7 separate regions of the Homo sapiens genome follow, and all the other regions are linked to region 2. A link is a loop called in an ENCODE intact Hi-C map of the cell type or tissue named here. Cell type or tissue: heart left ventricle. All regions are shown on one strand. Each heading gives the region's core, and the rest is flanking DNA. Links, peaks and the distances in the headings are about the cores only. Region 1 holds the start of LOC124904452 (a long non-coding RNA gene). Region 2 overlaps LOC105371604 (a long non-coding RNA gene). Region 3 has its middle 39 kb from the start of LINC00626. Region 4 overlaps NME7 (NME/NM23 family member 7). Region 5 overlaps LOC124904452 (a long non-coding RNA gene). Region 6 overlaps DPT (dermatopontin). Region 7 overlaps DPT (dermatopontin).

Region 1 (4,515 bases), core at 124-4,123, 140 kb after region 2:
AATCACAAAATAGAGAAATAGAATACATGTACAAATCACAGCTACATAAAAATATGCTCGTGAGTTCAGAAAAATTATTAGAATGCAGCCAGGTAGAATTTATTGTGTATTTTTTAATCTATAAAGATATGATAAAAGAAATTGAAAAGCACATGTTTATACTGCAATTTTGAGAAAATCATACCAATGCATAGACAATTTATGTAAATTTAGAAACTTTCAGAACTCTCAGATAGTGGCAATAGGTAGCACAGAAAAATAAAAGAAAGTGGGTGTTGCAAAGAGCCATCTGGAGCAGGGCTCAGCAAACCATGGCCTGGGAAAATCCCGCTTGTTGCTTGCTTTCATAAATAAAGGCTTTTTAGAACATAGGCACACCCATTTGTTTATGCACTATCTGTGACTGCTTTCAAGGTACAAGGGCAAAGTTGAGTATTTGCAACAGAGACCATTTGGCCTGCAAAACCTAAAATATTTACTGTGTGGTTCATTACAGAAAAAGTGCCAATTCCCAATCTAAATTATGACTTGAGATGAATTAGAATCCATTCTCATTTGTGGGATTTCCATTTCAGTAACATATTTGGGAAAGACCCAAACTCCTTCAAATTATGTAAGTCTAAGCCTGCAAGTACAACTGATGGATTACAGGCTCAAGAGGTTTTGGGAAACGACCATGTCACTATTTTCAGAGTTAAGAAATGTCAGAGCACAGATTTTTATTTCTAAGCAAAACAGTCATCCATAAGGATACCAGAGCTATGTGACTTGAATGTGGAGTAGAAATGAACACAGACTGGGTCACCTGGGTCCCTCAGGGATTCTTTTGGAGCTCTCTTCTTTGCCAAGATATTATGGAGGAAGCTGTTTGTCCCTTCATAGCACCATACAGTGCTTTTATGGCAGCATCAAATTAAAAAAAGAAAAGATTGATCTATAAATTTCCTGAAGGTGTCAGAACAAGAATGAATCTTGGGGGACACTAATAAGCAATCAGCAGGGAGAACTGCACGTTCCACTTCTGGTGACTCTGGAATGCCCCTGCCCGTACTCGCAGGCTTTCTGTTTCTTCTGCTGCATCACCCAAGTTCTCCACACCTTCTCCCTTCATTTTCCATGGAAAGCTTATTTTCTGTCTGTGGCTGCGGGCAAGTGGATTGTTCCAAAATTGATTTATACTTTGTATCTTAGAATAGACCAGGAGAAACTTCATACTTGACTTTGTCCTACAATCATAAAAAATGTATCAGCCTGCTTCCAGAACAACAATCAACTCTGTTTTGAGGTTGCCTCTGTGGATACAATTTTAATCTTTTCTGGGAGAAATACAATGTATCAGTTCAATACCTGGAGAAGAAAATTAGTAGTTTTTAGTAGTTTCTGGAGTGAGATGAAAGGTACTTTCTGAACTCTTCTTTTTCTCTGATCACCCCTCCACGGGATCGCAGGTAAAATCATATTTGTAACAAGACAGTTTTCTAGCATACTTACTACATACTTAGTATACATTAGAATACAGAATACTTACTAAACAGACATTCATGCACTCACTTACTGAGATTGAATGGCCCCATAACATGTGCCACTGAAGACGAGAGGAAGAGATCTTTGTAGCGTGGCTTTGGAGTGGGCCTGGAGGTCCTGCTAAGTCAGTGAAGATTGTCTTGACGTCCCTTTCTGCCTTTTCTGTGCTGTCCTTTTCTTCTTATCCTCCTTCATCAATTTCTTCCTAAAAGCATCTCAACCCAGTAGCTACAGTGATCATCTAAATTCTGGGACTGAAGAATGTTTTCTGATTATGTATGCTAAAGTATCAGTGACTCGGGTATGATACTTCCTAAGGATATTTATATTGATAAGGGAAGATAAGAATCGAGAGGAGAGAGCAACGCTTTACTGAACTGAGTGTATTTCTAATAGTTGCATTTTTAACACGATGGTGCCTCTTGGGAAAGATACTTTTATTTTATGATTGTGAGGAGAGAGGGCTATTAACTGTCCCTCAGATCACACTACACAAATACTCTTAACTCCTCTTCTTCCCCTCCCTTTCTGTGTCCACCTTCCCTAGCTGCTAAAAGCACTTACTCAAGAGCCCACAGGGAGACTGTGGTGCAAGATCCAGCTCTCCGCACTCCAAGCATGCAGATTTCAAACTCCACAAATGCTGGAACAGCAAATGCAAGCCAAGACAGCTCAGCCAGCTGGTGTGAGGTCAGGGCTCTGCTTTGCTTTGTCCACCCACACCTTCTCTCTGTAGAGAGACAGAAAGAGTCTGGGATAACTATTGGCAGAATGGATCAGAGGTCATCACTGAGCAGATAATGCTCAAGAGGGAAACCAGTGTAAGGGGCTGGGAGCTGAGGGCTGCAGAGTGAAAGCATGCTAGAGAAAGGGTGATGAGAGTCAGAACTGGTCTTGGACCAGATCCTGCAATGAAATTATTTTGGGGCACCCTTCCCATTAAACTTTATTGTACACCCAAGCTGGCAATTCCTCCTTAGTGTCACCACTTACCTGCCCTGCCCTGGCCCACACTTTTCTCATCCTCTGCCTTACAAAAATTCCAGCTCTTGAAAACTTTCCACTCTCTCTTTTTTCTTTCTCTTTCTCAGATCCCACCATTCTATTTTTCTGCGAAAAAATAATCTGTAGAAAAGTTTTCATGAGTAATAACAAATTAATTCATTGACTTTTTAAAAGGAGATAAAGGTAGAATTTCAAAGGAAGATCCATTAGCTCTCCACCAATGTGTGCCTAACATAAGCCCTGACCCTAAGCCAATCTTGCTTTGATTATCCCTGTGTCTTCCTCTTGAGGATCATTTTAGGGATTAAAACTATTTAGTACTAGAGAAGCTATAAATTGCCTTCGTGTACGTTTATATGGCATTTGCAAATGCCTATAGATACTGAATTTTAAATTTATGAATAACATTTGGATAAAATATATTTTTAGTAACTTTAAGCTGATATATATATGTGTATATATATATGGCGCTCTCTCTATATATAAGCTGATGTATATTTAAATATATAAGTATGTGTATTTAAGCTGATATATATGTGTGTATATATAATATATAATATATTAATTAACATTTTGGGAGGTTCTGGATCCTGATCCAGGTTCTCTTAAGTATACAGGTATGCAGATTAGTTTGGAACAGGAGTAGGGAAATACACAAGGAGAAAGAATCAGTGGATTGGCTGCATTTTACCAAAAAAGTCTCCTGGCCCAAGTTTGAGGGAATCAATTGTATCATTTGCTGTTACATAATAGGGATGGATTTCTGGACAAACTCCATAATAACTGTTTCTTTTCTCTTTGTTACCATTATTCTCTTGGCAGCAACTACCATAATTGTGGGGTGTTTTCCCATGAAGAAGTGAACCTAGCAATTGAGAAGACATTGAGTGAAAATCTGTTTTTCTCTTCCAACAGTGGGAAGAGCTTTCATGTGGGTTAACGTTAACCATGAATCTCGTTCCTATACAAAATATTCACACTCGTACCCATTGAGGGGGATGTTGTAAGCTCTTTTTAGATTTGTTTGTTTAGGTCAGGAGTGGACCAAGCAGTTATGTGAAGGAGGAGAAAAAGCTAGACAATAACGTATTGAGCTTGTTTTATAATAATTATTATAAGGGTCATATAAATCTGCATGAATATAAACATATAACCCCCCCAAAAGTAATAGAACCAGTAGGTGGCTGAGTAGGGCCTTATGACAGTATCTTCTGACCCTTTCTACTCTATTCCATTGTAAGGAATGGTTTGTGGGCCATTTTTCCTCAGCCTTTGGGCTGGGACACACCAGGTCTCCTGGTTCATCGCACAGTCAGATAACTAGTTCCTTTTAGTGCAGTGGGAAGCAAGGGGGATGTTAGCAAGTTAGACAGTGCGCTTAACATAATTGGAAAATATCACTAGAATAAAAGCAACCTTTGTTAATTTTTCCACATGACCTACAATTTCTGATTGTTATTCTGCCTCTTCTCCCATTTTGACCTACAGAATTGTCCTCTCACTGTGACATCCAGTCAACACTGGCCTTCATTCTACGCCTGCTGCCCTGATGATTGCACGTTAATGAAGCACAAAGAGGAGTTATTACTGTCCATTTATTTTCCATCCCCACAGATAGTAGTAGGACCAGCCTGTCCTCTTCTTAGTAGGTGGAGAAAAAGGCTTATTAAATGTCAAAAATATTTTGAGTACTTCTTGGACAGCTTCAGGAGTCAAACCACCTGCAAAGAATCATCAGGCCTGCCTCCATTGAAAGCTGTCTATTGGGAAGGGACTCTGTCACCCACTTGTGGAACTCATTGAGTTCTGTCATGTGGCTTCTTCACCAAAAACATGCCTTATGATTCCTCATTAGCACAGCTTCTCTTTCTAAAGCTATTTCCTTTGATGTAGTGCCCCCCCCCCCAACTATCTACATCTCATTTCAATTTTACAGCCTCTATTCTCTGTCCTTGTTTGCATAGCAGCAAAGGAAATCTTAATTGC
Region 2 (4,515 bases), core at 225-4,224:
AAGGGCTGTGTGGGGAAACTCAGTCTTCTTGATACAGTAGAGATGTTGCTTATTCCCTACCAAATTCCCTCCCCTGGAGCCAGAAGAAATCCCACACATGAGCATCATCGCCATAGCTAAATACAGTCACACTTTTTGGCTCTTTTCTGCTATAGCTCTATTTTGGGTTAATTTACCTCGTACTGACTCTCAAACAGTTTAACAGCTATTTCAGGCATCTATTTCTGCTCAAAGATGCACTGCTCCTATTTTTGTAAGCCAGATGATGCAGAGAATAGGTAATGCGATAGGAAAATTTTGCCCCTCATAAATCACTGACTCACATCATAACAAGATTACCAGAGATCCAAATATGTACTGTCTAATGACATCTGTAAAGATGACAGCACATGATTATATTCCTCTTTGATGTTTTAATAGTATTTACACAAAATAAAGACTATTTATAAAAAAGATACAATATTTGATATTTTACAGATATTATCTCCACTATTTTTTGCAATAATGCTGATAGGCTCAAGGACGTTAATTATCCCAAATACTTAGAAAGTGCTTTGTTTCAATGTTTGAATTCAAGTCTCTAAGGCCAAAGGCCAAGTTCTTTCCACCATGATACTGTTTATTAGAAGAAAGAGTAAAACCATTATGTACTTTCCTTCTTGGCATTTAGTATTTCCATCCCAGCCAGCACCAGCAGTGGGAAGCAGGCACGATTTCCCATAATTGAATACTTTAGTAAAGAATTTACAACTCAGAAGCACCACAAAATACAGTTCTTAGACTTTCTTCTAGATCATACCTACAATAAGAATCTTTGATCTTCTGCAGGCGTGACACTTGTTTATTATTTTATTTTACATGACTCCAGCACTCCTTCTCTCTACAAATACTACATGAACAACCCTGCTATTCAGCATAAGTGAATTAAAATGAAATTTTCCCATTTGTTCTTTTTAGGGATTTTTGCAAATGCTCTGGAAATTTGCAAGACCAGTGATTTGTTGACATCAGATCTATAGCCGGTAGCATTGTCAGCTGACAGCTTTCCAAAGAAGATAGGAAGTAATCAGTGCAACCTTTGTGGAAATTTGTTTAATAAAAACCCAGAGCAACATTGAATCTATATTCAACAAGAAAGATCTAAGTCTTAATATTCATATTGAGAAACTGGTTTGGAATGTTGATAAGATAAGTTGAATATAAATTATTACCAAACATAAACCTCTTTGGGGGATTTTGCTTATTTTCATTATCAAATAATGGCAATCAGTTTAGTTTTGCTGGTCAGTGACTAACCCTAAACCTCTTAACCTAGCTGGGAATAGGATGTCAAGCTTTGGTAGTGAGAGCTAGATGGCACTATGGTGTAATTCTGTGGGGTGCCCAATTATGAAGAGTTTGTCTGATTGTGATGATAGAGGTTTCTGGAATAAGAAATTCTGCTCTTTTTTGCTCGTGTCTTCTCTAACTGCACTTCTCTAAGTGCAATATAGTACAACATAGGAAGGCTAGGAAGAAGTTTCTGGTGTAGGAAGGCTGAAGATGAGCATTGTCTTCTGTCTTGCTCATTCACTCCTGCTCTTGATTTCTTTCTGATAAGCTGTGTGTGACATGCACAGATACACACACACACACATAAACACACACACACCCTTGTTGAGACTTTTTCTTTAAAAATCAATTAGGAGTATTTCAGACAAAAGATGATTTACACTCCTTCTAACCCATGTCCCTGATTCAGCAGTTTTTCCCTCTGGTGACACAGGTGCTATTTATAGGTCATACACGAGCTGAGGCCAGAGCCTACTATGTGAACAGCTTGTACTGTGGCAAGAAGGACAATGATTGTGAAAGCTAATCATATGAATTGGGGCATTCTTGTTATACCCTACTAAAACAGGGTGGAGAAGCCAGGGGGAGAAAACATTCCAAGCACATGACATTGATCTAAGAATGTAATTCTCTGCAAGCCTAGTTGCTGAAATTTCCTGCTGAAACCTGATTTATCTAAGAGCTGCTGAAACAACCCCTTGTGTTTTACCTACTGCCTTCAGTCACCAACCAAATCCTGCCAACTCTCCCAGACCTTACTAGTGCCAGTGAGCTTTTGCGAAGGACAATATGTAACGTTTCCTTTTTTAAAAAATAAAACCCCTAACCTCTTTGTTTTTGGGACATGCTAAAGACAGTCTGCATGTATGGCCTGAATTACCATTGTTTCCTCCCCACGAAATGGCTTAATTTCAGAGATTCATCTCTATGCTTTATTTGACTTTGACAGTACTTTAGAATTGGAAGAAGACATTAGCAGTTTCTCAGTTCAACTTCCCACTACCGGATGTTTGAAGTTCATCTCCTTAATTTTGAAAAACATTTGATTTCCTGATATTTGAGTCTATTTGCAGAAGTTTAGGAAGGCTAGGAAGAAGTTTCTGGTGTAGGAAGGCTGAAGATGTCGGCCATGACTGTGCAGTCTCCTATGATAGAGCAAGACAGGATGAAACTGAAGGGCCAGGAGATTAACAAAATGGTACCTTCTAAGTGTGTGCTGCTATGTTACATGGCATCCTGTAGGGGGAGCTAAGCCATTCAACAGCTTTAGCTGTAGCATTTAAGGCAATGATATCTTTTGCGTCTCACAACTCCTCTTTCTTTACCCTCCCTCCGTAGCTTTCCAGCTGCCAGAAATGTTATAAATACGTCATCTGCCCTCGATACAAGAAGAACAGACTATTCAGAGCACAGGAAAGAGAAAGACCATGATGGAAGAGATGATTGTGTGAGGGCCTCTAGGAAAATTTCCCTTCCCTCATATTTCCCCTTCAACCTGTCTGAGGATCATAGACACCCATTCTCAGAGATAAAGTGTATTTCTGAATTGAGGCTAGTTTTACTCCATAGGAACTTGTCAAAATGTACATGTCTTTGTTCACATAGTATGACCAGGTTTCCTGCAAACAATTTAAAAGAAAATGAGAAAATAAAAAGAGGTAAGCTATTGGAGTGCTGAGAATAGTGTTCTAAAAAATAAGTGGGATTCTAGGTAATTTTTGATAGGAGGAGAAGTAATGGCTGGAAGATGTGAGTGAGGTCTGGCTGCAGGAGTAGAGGTCTAAATGAGACATCTTGGGAATCCCGGGCAACTAGAGGTTAGCTTGAAGGTGAAACATTGGGAGGGGGATTGGTATTTGTGAGGGAGGAGAGGGTCATCTGTGAGGGAGGTGATGAGGAAGTGTCAAAAATTACTTTACTTGGATCCAAGTTCTCTTGAGAATTTGTCCTGGAACCTAAGGTTCTATTCTCATCATAAATGCACTTTTAATTTTTTAGTATTTAGAAAATCCATTCCATGTAGCATTACTGTTGGGTGCCTCTTTAACATTCTTTTCTTCCGCTCTTACTTCCTCACAGACTTGGTTTTGTTAGTATAAACAACCACGTCCGGAGAGCCATGTGTCTAGGGAAGGCTGGTCCCCGGGCCAGCCCAGGGATGGAGGTTGAGGGAGTTGACAATGATGTTCCAAGCCAATCAAAGTGGTTCTACGCACTTTAGGTGTCTTTGGTTCAGGGCAAATGATAATTCTGGCCACTGAACCATGAAGAAAAGTCTGTTGGGGGCAGCTAGGAAAAGTTAACTTGCTTTAACAAAGATACAGACAGAAAATGGTTTCTTCTTCCTCTAAACATTTTCTTGTCTGGATGATGTCACGTCTGGAATTACTGTAGAATCTTGAAACCAGGAGAAAAACGAATCTGAGGGCAAAATGACCCATCCAAAATGTCAGGACACATAGAGAGAGAAAGAAATTGGATTCTAATGCTGTTAAATCAGCTGACTCTGCAGTCACCCTATCTCGAGAGTTCTTGCTTTGTGGCGTAATGAACTTTCTTTTTGCCCCAGCTTCACTGAGGCATAATTAACATAAAACTGTATATACTTAAGGTATATAACTTGAAGTTTTGATAAATGTACACATTGTGAAATGATCACCACATTCAAGCTAAGCTAATTAACATATCCATCACCCAAATAGTTTCTTTCTTTTCTTTTTCTCTTTCTTTCTTTCTTTCTTTCTTTCTCTTTCTTTCTTTCTTTCTTCCTTCCTTCCTTCCTTCCTTTCTTTCTTTTTTTCTTTCTTTCTTTTTTCTTTCTTTCTATCTTTCTTTCTTTCTCTCTTTCTTTCCTTCCTTCCTTCTTTCTTTTTCTCTCTCTTTCTTTCTTTCCCTTCCTCCCTCCCACCCACCCTTCCTTCCTTCCTTCTCTCTCTTTTTCTTTCTTTCCCTTCCTCCCTTCCTTCCTTCCTTCCTAGAGTATTTACAATGTATCTCTTAGCAAATTTCAAGTATGCAGTACAGTATTAGCTATTTTTTAAGTTTATTGAGGTAAATTTATATACATGAAAATGCATTCTTTTTTGCATAGAAGTCTGTGAGTTTAAACAAAAACATTGGAATTGTTTATCTGTTATGCATTGTTAGTGTCTTTTCTGATTAATTAAGTCATTTTATTCAGAA
Region 3 (4,515 bases), core at 173-4,172, 190 kb after region 2:
GAGCACTTGGAATGTTTTAATTAGGTTTATTGATTAGAGACAATAAAACTTCTACCTCTTCCATTAGCACACTTCCTCAGAGAATACCTGATGAAAGGCTATTATGAAAGAAAAGCAATTTCTTACGTTTCCTATTTCATATATTCCTAGAAATCTTGGGGAGGCAGGGGATATAACATGCCAGAAATGGCAATAATCTATCAAACTGATTTTCAGGAAAATGAGGAGAAAAGTACATTGACTCTCGTACATATTTATGTATAAACTAAGAGGATATTGTCATAATATGGAGAGGTAGAGAGACAGAAAGACATGCAGGGACACTGAAGGAAAAAAAAAGAGGAGAAGTGTATTAGTCTATTATCTCACTGCTGTAAAGAAATGTCTGAGATTGAGTAATTTATAAAGAAAAGAGGTTTAATTGGCTCACGTTCCACAGACTGTACAGGGAGCATGATGCTGGCATCTGCTCAGCTTCTGGGGAGGCCTCAGGAAACTTTATAACCATGGTGGAAGGCAAAAGGGACATTAGGCTGGAGTAGGAGGAAGGTGCCACATGCTTTTAAACAATCAGATCTCATGAGAACTCCATCACAAGAACAGCACCAAAGGGGGAAATCTGCCCCCACAATCCAATCACCTCCCACCAGACCCTACCTCCCACACTGGGAATTATAATTCCATATGAGATTTGGACAAAATCCAAAGGTTCCCCCCTTTTCCAAAGGGCGGAATGGTTATAGAGAGGGAAGAAAGAAATAGCAGGATTAAGGAAGGAAAAGAGAAGGCGAAGAATGGGAGAGATACAGGGTGAAACCATGTAGCATATGTGGCCATGTCCCCAGCCTCTCATGTTACCCGACAACCCAACAGCTTTCTCTGACCTGGCCCATTTGTCTGCAGCCTAGTAGACCAGGGTATTCCAACTCTACCTCACACTCTAATCTCTTCACACATGGCCGGAACATTTCTTTCATATCTTCTACTTGGCCTGGGACCATAGGACCCAGATGCCAAGGGCAATAGGCTCCAGCTTCATCTGCTTTTTGATAAGTTGTTCTAGCCTTCCTTCTGTTGTCACTCTAGGGGAAAAGAGGGAGAATATACAGCAAGCCCTATTCATTCTGGAATTGCTCCACGTGCCTGATGAAAATCCTTGCTCTATCTGCAGTCAGGGATGCCATAATCATAAATACAGCAGAGGTTGTTAAGCTAAAAACTAGTTCACAACAACAAGCAAACTGATCTATACCACAGAACCCTATAAAAGGTCAGGGGGTGAGCCTTTATCCATGCATTGCACTACAACCACACCCACCCACGCTTATACTCACATTCCTCTCACCCTTGTGGGCCTTGTGGGTGAGAGGTGAAAGGGATCTGAGTATAAGTGTGGGTGGGTGTGGTGTAGTGCAGTGCAGTGCATGGATGTGTGTTTGTGTGTGCTTGTATGTGTTTCCCTTACCTCTGAGAGGTATCCTAATGTCTGATGGTCCTTGACTGTGAGTTCATGTATAAGGGAGAGGCTCTAAAAAGCCATTTGGGAGCTCTCTCTGCATGGGCACAGCTTGGCAGCCAGTGGGCCTCACAAGGCGATCAGACTAGGACACAAATGCATTTTTGTGAGATGAGATCAAATGTCCCCCAAAGATAGCTATGTCCTAATCTCCAGAATCTGTGACTGTATCAGGTTACATGGCAATAAGAAATTAAGGTTGTAGATGGAACTAAGGTTGCTAATCAGTTGACCTTAAAATAGGGAGATTTTCCTGGATTATCTGGGCTGCCCAGTATTATCACAAGGATACCTAAAAGTGGAAGAGGCAATTAGAAGAGAGAATCAGACAGATGGCAGTGTGGAAAAGACTTGGTCTGATGTTGTTGACTTTGAAGATGGAAGAAGAGAGCCACAAATCAAGGAATGTGGGAAGCTTCTAGAAGCTGGAAAAGACAAGTAAACATGCTTCTCCAGATCCCCTAGAATGCCAACACCTTGCTTTTAGTCTAATGAGGCCCATTTTGGACGTTTGAACTGCATAAGTGTAAGATAATTTGTGTTGGTCTAAGCTGCCAAGTTTGTGGGAATTTGTTGCAGCAGCAGCAAGAAACTAATACACCCCAATGATGATGTGTATAGGCCTTTTCTTTTGCCCAGAAGTTTCTCCAGAAGAGAGCACATGTAATCCTGGCTTCTCAAAATCTGGGAACCAAGCAGGAGAAAAAGATAAGGGTTTTACCATACCATCCACTGATTTTCTGTAAGCCCATGTTTTGTGTGGCACTGCATCTCTCTCCAGCTCCCAGGATGGTGGCAGTTAATCTTGTTTTCAGTTCCGTCTTACACTCTTTTCTTCAAACATACCTCCTTTCTCCAATTTCTGAGCCTTTATAGGGTTCTGTGGTATAAATCAGTTTGCTTGTTGCTGGCTTTCTTCACCCCCTCACTACATTGTAAAGTTTTATTTGCTTCATTACATCAAATCAGTTCTCTTTCACGAGTCCACCATCTATCAGCTGAAATTTATTGACATTTCTATTTGCTGTCACCGTCCAATTGGGTTTAAAGATTATAACATTGTTACATTTCATATTTATTTTACTGGGACTTCAGAAAGGAGCAGAGACAAACAAGCCATTCAATTCATTATGTTGAACTGGGATTCTTATTATCTCTATTTTGTATTGTATAGATGAGAGAACTGAGACCATGAGTGGCTAAGCAATTTGTGAGATTTTAAATATAATTCTGGCTGACTCCCAAGTCCATGCTCACATGAATTTATAGCCTGAAGCCGTTAGCATATGAAAAGCATTTGGAGCTCAGCCTCCTAAATCGAACATCAGCAGCTCTGCGGTGTCCTGGTGAAAATGGGGCTCCACAAGAACACTTTGACTTGCTCAAAATGAATGTTATTAAATCATCAGGCACAGAAATTCCCTTGTATCTGAGAAGTGACTGCCTTCACTTCTCAGGAGGATATGAACTATACCTCCTAACTCCCCCCATCCCCTGTCACCTAGAAAGCTCCATGTGACTGGTTCTTGTCAGTGGAATATGAGCAGAAGTAAAGCGTGTTATTTCTAGGCCAAAGAGATCAAGAAGCAGATTGGCCTCTCCATTCTCTGCCTTCTCCCATCTGCCTATTGGAGGTTGATAAGCAACTGTCATGAACTAGAGGTGAACTTTTGTTGTTTTAATCCACTGGTCATTTTGAGCTAGTTTGTTACAGCAGCTAGTATTAGCTTAACTCCCTCTGCTGTATTCATGATGCAAATCCAAAGCACTAGATTAGGGCAGCATTTATTCAGAGGCAGGAGGCCCTTTTGTTTCTCACAAAATCACCCTCTGCTAGGTAATTTGTACATCTAGCCAAAGATGGGATATTTTGCCATTTTCCAAATGTGCTGTGTACGTTAACGATGGCCCTATACTCATGGGGACTAAGCACGAGTTATTTCCCATGAAAGAGGAAATTCAGTAAATAGGAGCAAGAAGTCCACATTTAGTCTCTGCCCTTTGGATATATCATCAGTAGGTATGAGAAACTAGACAGTTTAGAATGGTCCAAGCACAGTGCTGAAGAAGTGACTTTGATAATTACAGAAGTCAACGGTGTTTGAAAAATAGTTTGAAATCTTGGCTCTGAGTGTGAGAATGTGGTTTTTCCCTCCTATAGTTTAAAAGCTAACTCTGCTAAAACCCAAGAGGGATACGAAATGAATCTGGTTACAAACCAAAAGCAAAATTGCCCAGCCTGATCTAATTCTTCCAGGAAAAGTGCAATGCAATGGGGAAATAAGGAATGGCTAGGCAGAAAATCCAATTAGCCTTTTGCAAACTGAGTTTGCTTACACTTTTTAAGTTAAAAATATTCTTTAACTTGCCCTTTTCCTTCTTATCCAAAACTACGGCCTGAAGGTTATGTGGCGAAAATACATTTTCAGAAGCCCCTTCATTTCATTGCGAATTTATCTATTGGATACTGAGATCTTAGTCTGACATATCCAGGGTCTGTGTTCACTTGAGTCCAGGAATTCAAGACCAGCCTGGGCAACATAGCAAAACCCAATCTATTCAAAATTACAAAAAAAATTAGCCAGGTGTGATGGTGCGTACCTGTAGTCCCAGGTACCTAGGAGGCTGAGGTGGGAACATCACCTGAACCCAGGAGGTCGAGGCTACAGTGAGCTGTAATCGGGCCACTGCACTCTAGCCTGGGCAACAGAGCAAGACCCTGTCTTAAAACAAACAAACAAACAAACAACAAAAACAACAAAAAACATGCTTATTATGTCTGGAGGCACGAATAGGCAGACAGTTTTTCTGAGCCCTGGGAAGTAAACCCACAGAAAGATGATGGATACAATATGGTTCAGAGGATGGAAGAGTTCCTGCTTAACATGGAATTTTCCTGCTACAGAGGCACAAACAGTTCTTCTTTGATTTAAAGCAGTAATTACTTCCCTGGCTTGCCCACATCAGGCTGTCAGCCTTTGAGTACTATTGCTGCTGTG
Region 4 (4,515 bases), core at 194-4,193, 710 kb after region 2:
GCTGACTGTCTTATTTCCTGGAATACTTTTTCCCCAATATTTACATGGCTTATCTTTTCTCACCCTCAAGACTTTGCTCAGGTATCATCATCTTCTCCACAAGACTAACTCTGGCCACTTCCCTTTAAATTACATTCAACACCACTATCAGTACCCCCAACATTCATTACCCTGCTCATTTTTTTCCCGTAGCACTTATTTACCTTCAAATATAATGTATACTATACTTCATATGTTTATTGCTTATTGCATATCTGCCCCAAAAGAATGCAAGCCCTTTTAGGGCAGAGACTTTTGTCTGTTTTATTTATGGATGCATCCCAAGGGACTAGGTATATGCATTGCATATATCAGATATCTATTAAGTATTTGTTGAATGAATAAATTTAGAAAGCAGAACTCTGCTAGCTATCATCAATTGAAATATTAGTTATGCCTTAAAAGTTGAATTTATTCATGCCTTCATTCATTCAACAAATACTGAATGGCTTCTCTTTGCCAGGCACTGCAACAGACACTGGGGATATTCAAGACAGAAGACAGACAAGGCCCTGTTGACATGGAGCTTACTTACTAATTTTCTGTCTCTCCTTATAGAATGTAAAAATAAAAAATATATATAATTCTTGTAATAATATGTGTTATAGCCAGACATCATAGCTCGTGCCTGTAATTGCAGCTACTCAGGAGGCTGAGGCACGAAGATCACTTGAGCCCAGGAGTTGGAGTTATGACCATACCCCTGCGCTCCAGCCTGACCGACACAGTGAGACGCCATCTCTAAAAATGTAAGTAAATAAATAAATTGTGTTACAAAAACAATAGGATAAATAGGTAAACATGCCAATTATTGGGGTAGTGAGCTAGGGAGTACCCCTTCAACTAGAATAACAACTACACTTGATCTGAGATGTCAAAACGGGATGAGGAAAAGCCAGTCATGCAGAAACCTGGGGTAAAAATACATTCCAGGTAGACAAAAAGTATAAAGCTTTGGGAGGAAGATGGACGTTGGCAAGTTTAACAAACAAAGCCAGTATGATTTGAAGGTAGAGTATGAGGAGAAGATACAGTGGGATGGCATCCTGTGGCATCTGTCCATTGTAGAGGCCCTAAACCCACCCTGACATTTGTAGTAAATTAGATGCATCCTGGAATGGTACTTTTATATCACCTTCTCTCTCCTGTGCTCCCTCCTCTCGTATTCTTTTTTCTTTCAAGAATAAGAGCCAATGGCATAGACGAGCAGTATCATTGCTAAGAAATCTGAAAAGACTATTCTTTAGTCCATCTAGTACTCCTGTGCAAACAGAAAAAGTTGTGCCTTCCTGAGAACACTTTACTGCCACGTGTTAGAAAAATACGTAATAAATAAGAATATCAGCAACTCACTCATAATTGTGCAATGTCCTATATGTAGTATGTAGCAGCCCTGGTTGCAGAGATAGAGAAAAGTAGCTCTATGCAAAATATGCAAACCAAAATGGTTCCATTTTTTCCTGTATGTCATATACCAAATGCTGCAGATGCTAAATATACATATAGATTTACATGCATTGCAAATTACTACTATTCTGCATTAGCTACAGTTGGCTACTGATTCTGATAGCATTTTCATCATGAGAAAAAGAATGAGTCTTTTTGAATATTAGTCAATGGAGAAAATACTGTGTTTACAATAAAGTGATACAGACTTAAGTGGCTGTAACCACTAATGTACCTTTATAAAAGTGGTAAAAGTCTTAAATACATCCACAAGTGTTAGAAGTAGTGATCATCAGACAGTCTATCTGAAGAAGATATTAAGACAGTGTTTTCTTTGGAATGCATTTGCCTATATTACCTCATGTAATTCAAACATTATTTTTATTTTGTAGTTTCCTGATTAAGTTTTTAAAAATAAGTCAAAGGATATTTTGGTAAAGTAACAGATTCCAAAAAAAAGCAAAAAAAAAAAAAAACCCACATTTTCAAGCTTAATCCCAAAGATGACCATTTGTTTCATCATTTAGGCTAAAGTTTTCTAATTTAGGAAAGAAAAACGTGTGTCTTTGACTTTATGAGAAATAATCTGTGATACTGTGTACATCTGTGATTTCTAGATGAATAGCATTCGAATGCCACTTCAATATGATTAAAATTAATAAGCAACTAATAAAATCCATAAAGGATAGCTTTTCCTGAAAGTGTCCAATGATGGAAGAGTGCCACCTAGTGTTCAATGTGGATTTAACATATCCTGCCCAAAAAGCCATTTCACAAAGCCATTTCACAAAGCCATTTCACAAATACCCTCAATTTTAGCCCTGTAGTTATTCATTAAACCATAGTAATTTTGCAGAGCCCTAGTCAAGTATCAAAATATGAATTATGAATTCCTGAAAAAAATGTATATCACCTATATCCACTAGAAACTGAGTTTTTGAAAAGGAAGTTAAATTTCTATAGCTACATAAAAGCAAAAGAAAGAGTTAACTCAAAAAAAAAAAAAATTTTAAACATCGTGACCCTAAGTAGTAGGCTAGAAAGAACATGAGGTTCTAGGCTAAATAGGTTCAAATTTGGGCCCTACCGCTTTCTAGCGTATAATCTTGGGTATTTTAAAAAACTGAGGTTTCCTTATGTGAAAAGAATATACAGTAGGCATTCAATAAGTGATAGATATTAACTATTAAGAAAAAGAGATTTCCCATTCTTTTTTAAAGAATAAGTTAATAAGTTTCTTTTTTTAAAGAAAAGTGAGAGCAAGTTTATTAAGAAAGTAAAGGAATAAAAGAATGCCTACTCCATAGGAAGAGCAGCCTCCTTTTGTTTTTAATATATCCCCTCCAGTCATCGGGACTTTAGGAAACATTTTAATGAAAGGATAGCTTGTGCCAGGTCAACAATTTCATTTCTCTCTAATTCCTTGCATAAAAGAGGACCCAATCTGGGGTGGGGGGGTTATCCTTTGCCCAGTCAGCCCCAAATAAGTTTAAAGTTTTTAAATTTATTGATGAAATTATCAAACAGCCACTCTTATGGAATATGCGTGACATTCAGTGAATTCTCTTCCATTGCTTTCTAACATCTAATAAATTCCTTTCGCTTGCTTTCTAACATCTAACAAATTACATAACAGTATCTTAAACAATTAAAAACAATAATTTAAAAAATGCTATTAAATCATTTCAAGAATATCTTTCTCATGACATTTTTAAAAAAGGTTTAATCCACAATGTATGTCTATTTAGTGTGTGTGTGTTGTGTGTGTAACAGAACCTCTTTTTTTAAAACCCTGGATTCATTTTATCAAGCTCCTTACAAATTTTCCAAAATTAAGTCCCTTTTTAGCCTAATCCTTTCTTTAAGGCTATAGATTTCTCATTTGTATTAGTAAGAATGTAACTGTATAAAAGGAACAGTATCTCAAAAGCTCAGTGTATTAATTAGAATAGTTTTCTAAGCAAGCTATTACTGAGGGACTACAAGAGTGAGTAAGAAATAAGCCCTACCTCCATGGTGTCTCATGCCTGTAATCCCAGCACTTTGGGAGGCCGAGGCAGATGGATTGCCTGAGGACAGGAGTTCGAGACCAGCCTGGCCAACATAGTGACACCCTGCCTCTACTAAAACTACAAAAACATAGCGGAGTGTGGTGGTGGGTGCCTGTAATCCCAGCTACTCAGGAGGCTGAGGCAGGAGAATCACTTGAACCTGGAAGGTGGAGGTTGCAGTGACCCAAGATCGTGCCAAGAAAGAAAGAAAGAAGAAAGAAAGGAAGGAAAGGAAGGAAAGGAAGGAAAGAAAGGAAAGAAAGGGAGAAAAGAAAGAAAGAAAGAAAGAAAGAAGGAAGGAAGGAAGGAAGGAAGGAAGGAAGGAAGGAAGGAAAGAGCCCTGCTCTCAAGGAGCTCACTCTCCTTAGTACATTACTGAGTCCCAACTCAGAGAGCCAGACAGCAGGATAGAGAGGTATTAATAAATTCCCAATGCATGTCTTTGAAAGTAGATGGATCCATTCTCCACCAGCACTGCCTTCCCAGAAGACTACAGCCTGTGCAAAACGCAGAGGGGATCTTGAAGAAAGCAGGAGTGATGGGGCAGAGATGCCTCTACTTCTGCTTGGCCCTGGATGTTTCTCTCTTTTGTCTCCTAGATTTTGGATGTCTGTCCCTCTCCCTCTTTATTGGTCCTGGATTTCTTTCTCTCCCTCTCTCTAGCTTCACGTTGTATATCTTTCTTTCCTAGAGAAATAGAAGGATATTCAAGAAAAGAGGGAAAAAAAGAAAAATAAGGCAAACATAAAAGAGATTAAAAATAGAGAAGTGATGTGAGCACTTACTGATATGGTATTAACTAAATAAACTTTGTAATTTCTTTCCTTCGTTTGGAAATTAGAATTACTTCAATGTGGAATAGTCATATACACATACAGACATGCACATCACATGTAAATGGGATCATCACACTGAGGTAGAAGACATGTGGGCCTTTCAGTATGTCCCAACTAGTTTCTTTAGCTATAAAATTTGGGAA
Region 5 (4,515 bases), core at 357-4,356, 130 kb after region 2:
AAAATTTATGTTTTTAAATCACAAGTCCACCCCATCTACTCCAAACTGTTACCTTAATGAATCAACACCTTGTGCCTCAGTTTCCCTAGATCATAGATGATTAGGGTATTAGTAACAAAGTTAAAATATAAGGGTCAATAATATGGTATTTGGAGTCTGAAGTAAATTGGCTCTAGTTCCACCAGGCATTAGATAGATGGTCAAGGGGAAATTACTTGACTGTTTTTGGGGGGTTTTTTTGCTTTGTTTTTTGAGACAGGTTCTTACTCTGTCACTCAGGCTGGAGTGCAGTGGCATGATCTTGGCTCACTGCAACCTCCGGCTCCTGGGCTCAGGCAATCCTGCCACTTCAGTCTCCCGAGAAGCTGGGACTACAGGTGTGTGCCACCAAGCCTGGCTAATTTTTGTATATTTTTGTAGAGACAGTTTCACCTTGTTGCCCAGGCTGGTCTTGAACTCTTGGGTTCAAGCAATCTGCCCAACTCAGCCTCCCAATCTGCTAGGATTACAGGCATGAGCCACCGCACCCGGCCTTTATTTTCAATTATGTAAAGTAGAAGTAATGATATCATCTTTTGAGGGCTGTTGAGGGGATCATGTGAGATGATGTATATATATAAAGCACTTTTCACAGCATTTGACACATACTAAACATTTCCTTAATGGTTGCTATTACTGCAACTGTAATTATTGTTACGTGTTATCACAGGGCATTTTGCCTATCAAATGAAAGTTGATATGTTTAACCCATAACAATGCAAAAATTATAAGCTCCTTCTCAGCAGAATCTTTAGATAGACCTTGAAGTGATGAGAAAGAATCAAAATCTGTGCCGTGCTTAGGGACCATCAGCCTTAGCTAGAAAATGACACAGAAAACAGCCCTTGCGTCAACAGAGTAAGGCCTGACCTTCGGGAAGAATGGAAAAACAGGTTCTGTTTGCCATGGAAGATCTCTTATCACCTTTTCAGACTGCCTTCGGTTTTTGTGTCCCCTTTCCTACATTCCAAGGCCTCTGGTATCCAGTCTTCTGTCCCTCACAATCTACTGTGCACCTCAAGCTAGGCAGGAGGGGACGGGAATTTGTATTGAGGGGGTCTCTTATTTGCAGGGCACTATTTTGCTCTATAGGTGATGAGTAATCCAAAGCTTGAAAGCTTTTAAATTTTTCTGTGCTTCATTCTTTCAAGGATCTGGTTTTGAGATCATATCTGCCTAGTTTGAACCAATTAATAATACTGAGGGGATGGATACACAATTTTCCATAATGTGATTATTACACATTGCATGCCTGCATCAAAGTATCTCATGTGCCCCATAAATATATATGCCTACTATGTACCCACAAAAAATTTTTAAAAATTAAAAAAATAATCTTACAGAAGTTTTGAGAATGTCTTAGTTTCCAAGTTGCTGCATAAAATATATGTATTATCTTAGCGAAAGCTTTTAATAGCAACACTAATAAGCTATAAAGCTGTACACATGCATCCATGTAGACCTGGCTTGCATCCTGGCTCTGCTATATCCTAGCTGTGTCATCTTGGTCAAGGAGGGTAACCTCTCTTGCTAAGACCATTCTTTACTTATAAAATGGGAATAATAGCTTCTTAGCAATTTGGTTAAAACTATAAAATTTTGTTTATAAATAATAACTATAAATACTTAACATGAAAATTTTTACTATCAATAAAAATAATGGGACTTTCAGTGTATTGGAAGACATTTGATGTGAGATTGGAAGGAATTTCAGATGCTTTTTATCCCTCTTCGTGAGTAGCTGCTTCTTTGTCAATGAGTGGTGTTTCTTCTGTGCTAAAAAGATGAACACACTTCAGTCGTTTCATAAACACAGGGCTCATGAAATTCTAGCCATCATCTCAGAGTGAATGTACACTAAATGGTAAGGAATGCAATGGGTTGAGAAAATTCTACCCAATTAATCTTCATATCCAATTTGGAGGTAGAGCAAAATCTAAAACACAGATGTATAGTCTCCCCACTATACTCTGGCCCCTCAAGAGTGATGCTTGACCTCTTGCTCTTAAAACACTTCTAAACATCTAGGCATCCTGTCCCAGAACAAAAATCAAAGTAAGGCCGCACACGGCCTTGAGAAAGACCAAGGGCTTTCAGCTTTTCTCCCTCTTCAACTTGTAAAGGCTTGAAGAGGCAGTCAGCATAACCTCTGGGCCCTCCTTAAACTTTGGGGCTCTTCAGCCATGGAATCCACATCACTCTTCTGGATGTATGCCCAGAGCAGAGCTCTGGCTTCGAATTCTCTGGATGACAGCCACGATAAAGACATTTGCTACTGCCAGCACATAGAGGGAAACATGGAAAATACAAGAACACAATCAATGTTTCTAAAATACCTCTGCCAGGGGGAATCTTTGTCACCAGCTTCTCAGGAAAAGTGGAATTATGCCCTCCCCTCCCCACTTGGCTAATTATCACCACTGTTGTAGAACTGAAAAGAGCTTCAAGAGATTGAAGGAGAACAGTCTAAAGAGAATCATAGTTCATGAATTTAAGAACAGGGTCTTGATTTGCACTTTATATCCTGTGAGGCTCATGTGTTCCCATGTGCTTAGGAGAAACTTATGCAGAGACCAAGTGTGCCTTCTTATAGCAACCTGTTCCATATTATGTGTGCCTTTTTGTTTTTTTAACTTTTTGGATTTTAGATTCAGAGATTTCATTTATTCATACTCTTATTTCAATTCCTGGCACACTCTTATGTTTGATCCCATAAAGCCCCTTTCTTAGTTTATTTTAGTTTTCCCCTTCATCTCTCATTCCCTATTCCCATTCCTTACCACTTAGTATACATTCCCTCTAAGATGTTTAATGTATGTCTCTTCATACTCTTGATACATACGTATTTGTGAAAGATATCTAGTAGTGTTTTGTGTATATGCTTTTTTTCTTTCTTTTTTTTTTTTTTTGAGACGGAGTCTTGCTTTATCACCCAGGCTGGAGTGCAGTTGCACGATCTCGGCTCACTGCAAGATCTGCCTCCCGGGTTCAAGAGATTCTCCTGCCTCAGTCTCCAGAGTAGCTGGGACTGCAGGCACTCACCACCACGCCCAGCTAATTTTTGTATTTTTAATAGAGACAGGGTTTCACCATATTGGCCAGGCTGGTCTCAAACTCCTGATATTGTGATCCCCCTGTTTTGGCTTCCCAAAGTGCTGGGATTACAGACGTGAGCCACCGCGCCTGGCCATGTATAAGCTTTTAGTTTACATCATACGCAGCGTCTCATTATATTCTTTTATCTCTTTATTCAATGTTATGTTCTGATGTATATTCACTAGTTTATCGCATCTGACAGCTGAATTCTATTTCATCTGCTGATGGACAACTATTGCTCTAACAAATAATGCTGCTGTGTTCATTTTTCTATGTGGTGTCTTACAGGCCTGTGTGAAAATCTCTCAGACACATTCCCAGGAGAGAGACTGCTATATTGTAGGGTACACAGAAACTAATTACTAAAAGCTGCCGGTTTACTTTTTGGAAAGATTGTGCCAGCTCCCACTCCTACCAGCCATTTATGTAGGTTTCTGTTTCCCCCAACTTGTTGAAAACTTGAAGTCGTGTAACTTTTTAACTTTTGCTAATTGAATGAGTATTAAATGGTATATTATTGTTGCTTTGATTTTTATGTCTCTTCTTATTGGTGAGGTTGAGAATCTCTTGATCTAATTGTAGTCCTTCAGATTTCTTCTTTTTTGCATTTCTTATTCACATCCTTCACCCATTTTCCTATTTTTTTCTCTAATTGTTAGTAGGAATTGCTTTTATAATCTAAGTATTAATCTCATTTATTTTAAACTTTAAAAATATTTTCCCCTAGTATGGTACACATCTGTTAACACTGTCAATTGTGCCTGTGTTGAACAAAAATCTTTAATGTCTTTGTAGTCAGATCAACAATTTTTGCCTTATAGTCTGTGCTTCTGTTCAATCATTGTGGAAGACAGTGTGGTGATTCCTCAAGGATCTAGAACTAAGAATACCATTTGACCTAGCAATCCCCTTACTGAGTATATACCCAAAGGATTATAAATCATTCTACTATAAAGACATATGCACACATATATTTATTGCAGCACTGTTCAAAATAGCAATAGCATTCACTGTTCACAAAACTTGGAACCCAAATGCCCATCAATGATAGACCGGATATAGAAAATGTGGCACATATACACCATGGAATACTATGCAGCCATAAAAAAGGATGAGTTCCTGTCCTTTGCAGGGACATGGATGACACTGGAAACCATTATTCTCAGCAAACTAACACAAGAACAGAAAACCAAACACCACATGCTCTCACTCGTAAGTGGGAGCTGAACAATGAGAACACATGGACGTGGGGATGGGGGCATCACACACCAGGGCCTGTTGGGGGGGCTACTGGGGGAGGGATAGCATTAGGAGAAATACCTAATGTAGATGACAGTTTGATGGGTGCAGCAAACCACTATGGCACGTGTAAACCTATGT
Region 6 (4,515 bases), core at 160-4,159, 81 kb after region 2:
AAAGAAGACAAAGAGAAGCACAATGTATTGACGAATTTCAAATAAACATTTCTTCTGCTTAACAGCAGAGCCCTGGAAATTGAGCACAAGGATGATCATTTGTTCTGCCCCCACACAGCATGCAAAGCCCAGATGGGTATGGTGAGCCATGGCCCTTTGATGAAATCCAGTGGATTTCCACCTTATAGCATGAGCTCTTTCACAAACCCTTCCAAAATAGTTCTTCAGTTACCTCTCCTTCTTTGCATTTCCCACCATCCCAGCCATTGGTCTATCCCCTCTTATGAGTGGGCAGAGCCAGAGCAGGCAGTTGTCTATGTGCATGGCCAGACAGCTGCTGGAATGCAACCTTGTATTTCATGGGAAGATAAGTTTTCAGAAAATATAATGCATAAAGTAAGTACCGTGTGCTGACTGGTGAGAGAGGCCTTGTTGACACACAAATTGTAACATTATCAACAAGTGGATTTCATTTATTCTTTTCCATTGCTGAAAATGAACTTGCAGATCTAACAAAATTAGATATTAAATATATTACTTGTCTGTCATCAGAAATCATCCGTCCTTTTAAATTTATTATTTATTACTTGTTATTCATTTATTCACCTAATGTATATAATTCAAATATGCATTTATTTATTTATTTATTTATTCATTCATTTATTAAACATCTCATACTCTACTACTGTTCTGTATCAATCACTTTGCTATTATGTTGTGAGAAGAATTGAGAGATGGGCTCGGTATTCGGTCAACCATGTAAATTAGCTTGAATTCCCTGTTCCCAGGACTTGTAAGAAGTTCTGGCAGACTAGAAAACTCAGCTATAGGGGCTCAGTAATGCAGGTTAAGGTGTAAATTGAGACCTATGGCTCTTTGATGATCTAGCTTTTTTTTTTTGGTATGTGCAACTGTGTAGTTTATTATACATGTATCTAGGTTTTACAATTTTCTTTTATTTTACTTTAAGTTCCGGGATACAAGTACAGAATGTACAGGTTTATTACATAGGTATATGTGTGCCATTGTGGTTTGCTGCACCTATCAACCTGTCATCTAGGTTTTAAGGCCCGCATGCATTAGCTATTTGTCCTAATGCTCTCCCTCTCCTCACACTCTACCCCCGACTGGTCCCAGTGTGTGTTGTTCCCCTCCCTGTGTCAATGTGTTCTCATTGTTCAACTTCCACTTATGAGTGAGAGCATTCACTGTTTGGTTTTCTGTTCCTGTGTTAGTTTGCTGAGGATGATGGCTTCTAGCTTCATCCATGTCCCTGCAAAGGACATGATCTCATTCATTTTTATGGCTACATAGTATTCCATGGTGTATATGTACCACATTTGCTTTATCCAGTCTATCACGGATGGGCATTTGGGTTGGTTCCATGTCTTTGTTATTGCAAATAGTGCTGCAGTAAACATACCTGTGCATGTGTCTTTACAGTAGAATAATTTATAGTCCTTTGGGTATATACCCATTAATGGGATTGTTGGGTCAAATGGTATTTCTTGTTCTAGATCCTTGAGGAATCACCACATTGCCTTCTACAATGGTTGAACTAATTTACATTCCGACCAACAGTGTAAAAGAATTCCTATTTCTTCACAGCCTCGCCAGCATCTGTTGGTTCTTGGCTTTTTAATAAACACCATTTTGACTGGCATGAGATGGTATCTTATTGTGGTTTTGATTTGCATTTCTCTAATGATCAGTGAGGTTGAGCTTTTTTTCATATGTTTGTTGGCCACATAAATGTCTTCTTTTGAGAAGTGTCTGGTCATATACTTTGTCCACTTTTTGATGGGATTGTTTCTTCTTTTCTTGTAAATTTGTTTAATTTCCTTGTAGATTCTGGATGTTAGACCTTTGTCAGATGGGTAGTTTGCAAAAATATTCTCCCATTCAGTAGGTTGCCTGTTCACTCTGATGATAGTTCCTTTTGGTATGCACATGCTCTTTAGTTCAATTAGATCCCATTTGTCAATTTTAGCTTTTGTTGCAATTGCTTTTGGTGTTTTTTATTATGAAGTCTTTGTCCATGCCTGTGTCCTGAATGGTGTTGTCTAGGTTTTCTTCTGGGGTTTTTATGGTTTTGGGTTTTTACCTTTAAGTCTTTAATTAATCTTGAGTTAATTTTTGTATAAGGTGTAAGGAAGGGGTCCAGTTTCAGTTTTCTGCATATGACTGATGTAGCCTTCTTCATTCTACCATTGCTCGCATCTCATCAGGAGTATACTAATCACTTTGTAAATGCCTGGCATACTTCAGCAAGCTATATGAGTGGAATGGACTAGGCTCATGATATGGTGGAAAGGTAGCTTTAGGGGCTGATCTACCAGGGTGTTCTATTCTATCCTAATTCTTAGTAAAGTAGGTGAGAGGTAATTTCAATATGAAGCTCTAAGAATCATAAGCAAAACTCATATGTGTCCAAAAAGAGAAGGTTGCCATAAGCTAGTGCTCTCTGTGACCTGTTCTCCTACCATCACTAAAATGCTGCCTTCCTCTAAAACAAAGCCCTTTCAGAACTGAGCTGGGCTGTGGTTTCCACGGAGTTGTTGTTCCATTGTTTTGGCTTGTCTTCTGTACTCAGACCCCTATAGGGGACAGAGCTCCCATGGGGGTAAGTTCCCCTAAGTAAAAATAAATGTAGGAAGATAAGCCGAACTGTTTCATGGAGTACCAGTTCTGAAGGCAATCCAAGTTCCACAAATTCCCCGCCAGCTGTTGGCCAGGCTGCTGGCCCCAGTGCCTGTACGGGAAGTGTGTGTCACTTTCTCACACACCACCTCAGATAACTCTGCCCTGTGAAGATTATTTGGACCCTACAGACTCAGAGCCTAAGAACATATAGTGAAAGTTAGATAACCAAACATAACCCTCCTCCTCCGGCTTTGGTTTGATTGCCTTCACATTTTGGTAGAGTCAGCCTGTTCAGGAGTTTGGTATGTGAAAGCATTCCTTCCAGAGCCGGATCTTTGTGGGGGTACCTTTTCACACTGTGGGGAGCAGATAGTAGAGTGGCCAAGAGCATTGGCTATGCTGCTGGATGGCTCCACTGTTCTTAGCTGTATCATCTGGGCGGGTTTCGTGCCCTCTAATAGCCTCAGTTTCCTCATCTGTAAAATGGGCATAATAATAGCACATATGTATTAAAGTTATCGTGAAGACCAAATAAGACAACGCATGTAAAATTCCTGGGATTAATAAATTGCTTATTAGTGTCATTATACTTATGTTTAGTCTACACAGTAATTATGAGTCTACTTTGTAAAAGCTGTCCCTTGGCTCCCCTGTCTCTAATCAGTAAAACACTGGTGGATTCATAGGCCCTCCCTGAGCTGCTGTTTCCCTAAAACAAAGCTCAATGAGGTTGGATGTCTTAGCCACCCACTTTGGAGCACAGGTACTTTAGTATGCCTTACCACTCTCAGGAAGTAGTATTCCATGCAGTGTCTGACATTGTTGTCCAGCAAATGTTTAATAGAAGAATGAGGGACCGAATGAGTGACCCGACTATGTCCCATTATTGGAGGCAGAATTGACTTTTAAGAGCTCATCACTCAATTCCATTAAGGGCCCTGAAACTCCCTCCAAGTAGTTTACATGGATCTTGGGTGAGCAATCCCTTTTCTTGCTTCCGTTCTCTCCCTGCAGCTCCATGATGAGGGGGCAAAATAAATATAGCTTTGGGCATTCCTCTCCTCCATTCCTCTCATTTTCACTTTTAACAAAGCTCCTTATTTAACAAGACTCACCTAAACACTGGCCATAGCTGCAGGATTACAAACACAGAGCTAGGTGAGAAGAGAGGCAACTTCTAAATGGAACAGGACTGGGGGAACTGTCAGGGATTGCATTGCTAAAGTTACTCAAACTCAATTTCAAAAGAGATGGGTAGCGGTCAAATGACTAATGCTCTGACTCACTTCACAGCACCTGGTTGTTGCTCCTGAATGGCCTGGAGAACAGGGCAGTGGCTCAATGCTCTATTCCGCTTGGAGGGAAACTACTTGGAGGGAGTTTCAGGCCCCTTCATGGATGTGAGTGAGGAGTTCCTAACAGTCACCAATACGATGGCTAATATCCTGGTGAATTGTATAACATGACCGCAGCTCTAAGGAAATAAGACTATTTCCTTAGAGCAGGAGGGCACTGGTACCTTACTTACAAGACTCTCCTTCCCATCTGAGAAGACATACTTTTTTTTTTTCTTACCACCTCTTTGAAGGCTGAGGTTCAATTTCAGTTTCAGAAACTGGAGTATTGTTAGCCCTGCTCCATCTGAAACTGGAAGCTTTCTAGAAGGAAAGTCACAAGGTAATTACTCCTCCTCTGAAAACACATTTGTGAACCTATTCTGAGAAAGTGGACTTTCTGAAAATGATTTATCTCAGGGTCATCACCCTGAAAGCTAAAACGGAAGACTTTCTCCTGTATCTGCAATAGTAAAACATAACAGCAGTGGGGTGCAGGGGAAAGAGCCCTTGTTGAGGAATCAGCAGACATGAGTTC
Region 7 (4,515 bases), core at 135-4,134, 88 kb after region 2:
AGACAATTGATTCCTAGCACTTAGGAGAGTGACCTAGATGGAAAGTTGGCAAGAATCCTAGATCTGTCATAACCCTATTCTCCCACACTCAGCCTTCTTGCCCTCAGAAGTCATCCTTAGGTGGATTTGATATCTTTTTTAGGTCAGCACTCACTATGGCTTTATCCAGGAACAAAAATAACATCAGCATTTCATATCACCCACAGCACTGTGGAATCAGGCTGGCTGGCTCAGGTCCTCCGTCTGCCATCTGCTAGCCATGCAAGGGCAACCTCCTCATGTGTGAAACACCTGGATTCCAATACTGTTGTGAAGATCAAACAATATTAGCTTTTGAATAACTCATGGGCATAGACTGTATGTTATTCATCTCCATCTTCCTGGGGCCTGGGAAAGTTTGTGCTAATAAGCATTTGGTAGTGAATGAATAAACAAATGAACATATAAATGAGGAATACTCTATAAATCATAAATCACCACGTAGATCAGGGTTAGGGCCATAGAACCTATACTTATGTAAAGTTATGGATTTCTCTCCTAATTCCAAACAGAATTGCTCCATGACCCATCTCTCCCCTTCTACTGATATTTATATCTACTTTTGTAAAAAGAGGATGACAGTTCCTAACCTGACAGCAATGTTTTTATTCAGTTTTTAATTGCTTCAGTCTCATGGCCTTTATTCCTATTCTGTGAGGTAAGGAGGTTGCTCTAGATTGTGCCCAAGACCCCCTCCAGTGCTGGAATTCCACGATTCTGTTGTACTATATTTGTGCTGCATCCTTATATTTATTTTTTTAAATTTTATTTTGAAGTAATTTCAGATTTACAGAATGCTTGTAAAGACAGCACACAAAATTCATGTATACTCTTCACCCAGGTTCCTCTAATGTTAATTTTCATAACTCTAGAGTGTCTAGGAATGCTAAGAAATGCTAAGAAATTAACCTTGGTATAACACCAAACTGATTTCATCAGTTCTTCCACAAATGTCAAACCAGGATAGGTTACTGTGCAGCATTTAGCCCTTATGGCTTTTGAAATAAAGAGTTTACTTTCAATTTTTGAAATTGATCGAGACCTTAAGATTATTGAGAGAATGAAAACCTGATAAAAACTTCATTCTGCGGCGGCAAAGTGTGTCAGCCATCCTCTGTGCATGTTTTAGCGATCCTTAAGAAATCTTGAAAGACCATCCTGCATGTTGGTAAATGCAATAAATCAAAATGAGATGTGAACAATACAGTTGGAACCCCTACTATAGACACTGGAATATTGGGAATCAAAGACATAAGCAAAATGGTTCCCCTGTGGGAAAACCTGCAGGCCTCCTTGCGGAGGGCCGTGGGGACACTGGCTGGGGTTTGGACTGCTGATTTGGTCTTTCACTGCATATGTATTGAGGGCCTGTTATGTACCAGCACTTGTCTAGGCACTGGGGATACAGTGGTGAATGAGACAAAGCCCCTGTGTTCATGAAGCTTATATTTTAGTGAGGGAGACAAAACAAGAAACAAATGCCAATCAGGTAGTGACAAGGGCATTGTAGGAAACAAAGCAGGCTGAGGGAGTGGAGACAGCGAGATGTGTGGGGAGAGGAGGTGGTCTTGGAAAGCATCCCCGAGGAAGTGGGCCCTGTGAGTACTCAATACTCAGAACCATGACTCAGGACGACTGCCCTGAACTACACTGAGGCTTGGTCTTGCTTAGATTAGGGAAATAGTCCGACCATGGAAAACGGAGTTCCCACCCAACCTCTCCACCTTCAAATGCACCTCGATGCTGCCATAGCCCTGTTGCATAGATTCTTTCTCCTCTTCTCCAGTCTGTGGCTTGTCATTGAATTCATAAACTCAGCTCTAACACAAACTGCCACTCCAAAACTTCTCCTTGAGATTCTTTGAAGCCCGGGGTAAAAAGTAGATACCAATAAATGGACCACTTTTCCTCTGAACTCAGACTCCGTGGAAAGCTGGCTTGCCCAACATCAGCCACATCAATTTCAGATTCACTAAACTTTTACTACCTGCCCATGATGTGCTAGGCATTTGTTTTAGACTTCAATTTGCTTTAGAGTTTTCTTATACTTTATCCTACAAGTATCACAGTAACACAAGTAGCAGCTTGTGAGGTGGGAGTCACACCTTCCTTTTTCTTCCTTTGCTTTTCTTTCCTTTCCATTCCTTTCCTTTCCTTTCCTTTCCTTTCCTTTCCTTTCTCTTTCCCTTCCTTTCTTCCTTCCTTCTTTCCTTCCTTCCTTCAATCCTTCCTTCCTCCCTCCCTCCCTTCCTTCTCTCTCTCTCTTTCTTTCTTTCTTCTCTTTCTTTTTTGCCAGAATGAGATACCGAATGTCACAGATACAAGCAGGAGCTGTGAATCCAGGTTTCCTGCATCCAAGCCCAGGGCTCCTTCCGCTACACAGTAGCTCAATCTCACTAGAAAATTTCACCTTCATCTTATTCCACACAGGACCCAGTGCCCTACAGCCTGTGCTGACCCAAGTTAGAGCAGATTCCCTGAGAACAACCTAGGCATGCCCTGGGATGGTGAAATACCACTCATGGGGACCCAGGTAAGGCCTCCTGGTAGTTGTTAGTGCCAGAGACCATCATCCAAACTTCAGAAGCCGGCACTTGAAGAGGTGATTTTCAACAGAGAAACTGTGATCAATGGCAGCACCACAGACCACTCAGCTATGATGGCAACACCTTTTAAAGATGGCACTTTGATTAGAAAGATTTTCTTTTTAGCAGATCCTATGTGCTATTGTCAAGCCTATATTCGAGACTCCTCCCCTCTTTTAAAATAAACCTGAAAGCTAATTTGGTTATACAAGGCAGCCCAACTGCACAAAACCATCAACAACTGTTCCCTGAGAACAGACTAAGCCTGTAGCCAACGTCAGATGTAATAGCTCCCCAGCCCATAAGCAATTTCTTTCCTTACAGATTTTTCACTGAGACTGGAGGCTGAACTCAAAGGCATAATCATTTTTAAAAGTGCTTCCAGGGTAATTCGTGTCAGTCCTGGGGCAGCTGGATCTTATTGTAAAGAAGTTGTTTTGCATGTTTGTGAGTTTTCAACCCTGTGATTAGTAGACGGGGAGAAGGAGGCAACAGAGGGTGGAAGGAGGAAAGGAAACCAAAATTACTAGACACTGCACACCCAAAAATGCCGAGTAAGAGGAGGTGGAAGAGGTATCTCGCCTATCAGCTTTTCCCTTGACTCCCATGGGCCAAATAAAATCATGTTATTTCACCTTCTTCCTCTTTTGCTTTTCTTCAAATAGTTTGGGAGTTCATGACAAACCAGTCACAGTTGGCAAGTTTAAAACTAAACATCATTTGGCTTCTCTCTCTAGCAGGGATGAACACAAAGATCAACAGAATGCAAGAAAAAGCCAAGAGTGTTTTCAGGGGTGAGCCACAGCTCTGTGGAGCCTTCAGAGATCATGCAGCCTGACTGCTCACTTTCCAAATGAGGCGGGAGACTGGAGGGCTGAGCGTCTGGGCCAAGGTCACACCACAAGTCATTAGAACCAGGATCCAGACCCAGGCCTCCTGATTCAGAGCCTAGGGCTCTTCCTCTATGGCTTGGGGAACCATGGCTGAGTGCTGCTTGACTGTGGCACAAAAAACGGCTGTTAGAAAGGAGTCGCACCCATGCGATAGTGCTCCTGAGAGGTGAGGACTGGAGGGACAGTTGTAATTAGGTCATTGCCATGCTCCACATTAGGCAGTGGGCCTGGCTGTGAGGAGTCATGGAGACAACAATCAAGGTGAGCCTGGTCTCTGAATCAGCATCTGTCAGAAGGGGTTTTGAATAACTAAATCTGCTCACCAGAGGCCATGGGGGTGGATGAGAATGGCCCACAAAGGCTGTCCAAGCAGCCTCCACAGCCCCGGCACCCTCACCTGCTGCTGCCTGTGTGAGTCCTCTCCCCACCCCTTCTACAGTCCGGCTGAGCCCCTCCACAGTCCTGGTAACCAAGTAGGGATCATCCCTCTGGGGCTGGGCTTCTGCTGTGGTCTTGCAGGTCCCCACCCTCTCCAGGAGGAAGAACTGCCCTGAATCTGGTCCTGTGGCACTGGCTCTGCTGACAGAGTCAGCTGTCGGGTGGGAGCCCACTCTGGGTGGAGGCAGCAGCCTCTCAGGAGCCCGTCACTGTGGCAAAGTACAAACTCTTTGAAGCAAAGACTCTGTGGATCCAAACCCCAGCTTTCTAGCCGAGGAAATACTGGATCTCTAGACTGCAGTTTGTCTACCTATAAATGGGATATACCCTTGTTTTGAGCATTACACGAGATGATCCACATAAAGCACTTAGCATGGAGCCTGCTCAGGGTAAGCACTCAATAAATGGTAGCTGTTGTCATTACTTAAAGGCCCGCTCTCTTTCCTGGCTCCCCCACCCATCGGTGTTTCTTCCTCTTGGATTTCCCATCATCACCTCTCTACTGGTTGTGTCCCCCAGGGTTCTATGCTTTTTCTTTTTTCTATTTTCTTTTTTTTTTT

Evidence for each region. Peaks named below come from ENCODE experiments on the same cell type or tissue, not always from the same donor. Only the 100,000 strongest peaks of a DNase experiment are listed, where the experiment ranks them.
Region 1: it touches region 2 in a loop (2.7-fold over the local background); 7 of 110 quality-filtered maps call a loop at or near these places.
Region 3: it touches region 2 in a loop (2.1-fold over the local background); 3 of 110 quality-filtered maps call a loop at or near these places.
Region 4: a loop joins it to region 2, with 4 times the contacts of the local background. A loop is called at or near these places in 8 of 110 quality-filtered maps.
Region 5: a loop joins it to region 2, with 19 times the contacts of the local background. A loop is called at or near these places in 4 of 110 quality-filtered maps.
Region 6: it touches region 2 in a loop (2.9-fold over the local background); 17 of 110 quality-filtered maps call a loop at or near these places.
Region 7: a loop joins it to region 2, with 2.0 times the contacts of the local background. A loop is called at or near these places in 16 of 110 quality-filtered maps.

Annotation. Positions count from the first base shown.
Region 1 is chr1:168,772,237-168,776,751 of GRCh38, forward strand. It overlaps LOC124904452 (a long non-coding RNA gene), which reads right to left and starts at 2,383. Exons shown (of 2, transcript XR_007066725.1): 1 at 2,089-2,383. In heart left ventricle, for the core only: no CTCF peak of the experiment used is centred there; a DNase peak (open chromatin) is centred at 2,195.
Region 2 is chr1:168,635,014-168,639,528 of GRCh38, forward strand. LOC105371604 (a long non-coding RNA gene) reads right to left here. Exons shown (of 3, transcript XR_922259.3): 3 at 3,111-3,753. Among named protein-coding and RNA genes, the nearest start is that of XCL1, 61 kb to the left of the region's middle. In heart left ventricle, for the core only: CTCF peaks have their summits at 1,348 and 2,568 (motif pointing right); no DNase peak of the experiment used is centred there; H3K27ac peaks cover 1,146 bases.
Region 3 is chr1:168,823,235-168,827,749 of GRCh38, forward strand. No RefSeq gene overlaps it. Among named protein-coding and RNA genes, the nearest start is that of LINC00626, 39 kb to the left of the region's middle. In heart left ventricle, for the core only: no CTCF peak of the experiment used is centred there; no DNase peak of the experiment used is centred there; H3K27ac peaks cover 1,193 bases.
Region 4 is chr1:169,346,419-169,350,933 of GRCh38, forward strand. The region is part of intron 1 of NME7 (NME/NM23 family member 7); the gene reads right to left. Among named protein-coding and RNA genes, the nearest start is that of NME7, 19 kb to the right of the region's middle. In heart left ventricle, for the core only: a CTCF peak has its summit at 2,212 (motif pointing left); no DNase peak of the experiment used is centred there.
Region 5 is chr1:168,765,848-168,770,362 of GRCh38, forward strand. The region is part of intron 1 of LOC124904452 (a long non-coding RNA gene); the gene reads right to left. Among named protein-coding and RNA genes, the nearest start is that of LINC00626, 19 kb to the right of the region's middle. In heart left ventricle, for the core only: no CTCF peak of the experiment used is centred there; no DNase peak of the experiment used is centred there; H3K27ac peaks cover 1,018 bases.
Region 6 is chr1:168,715,594-168,720,108 of GRCh38, forward strand. All of the region lies in intron 1 of DPT (dermatopontin), which reads right to left. Among named protein-coding and RNA genes, the nearest start is that of DPT, 11 kb to the right of the region's middle. In heart left ventricle, for the core only: no CTCF peak of the experiment used is centred there; no DNase peak of the experiment used is centred there; H3K27ac peaks cover 1,483 bases.
Region 7 is chr1:168,723,036-168,727,550 of GRCh38, forward strand. The region is part of intron 1 of DPT (dermatopontin); the gene reads right to left. Among named protein-coding and RNA genes, the nearest start is that of DPT, 3.9 kb to the right of the region's middle. In heart left ventricle, for the core only: no CTCF peak of the experiment used is centred there; no DNase peak of the experiment used is centred there; H3K4me3 peaks cover 1,102 bases; H3K27ac peaks cover 489 bases.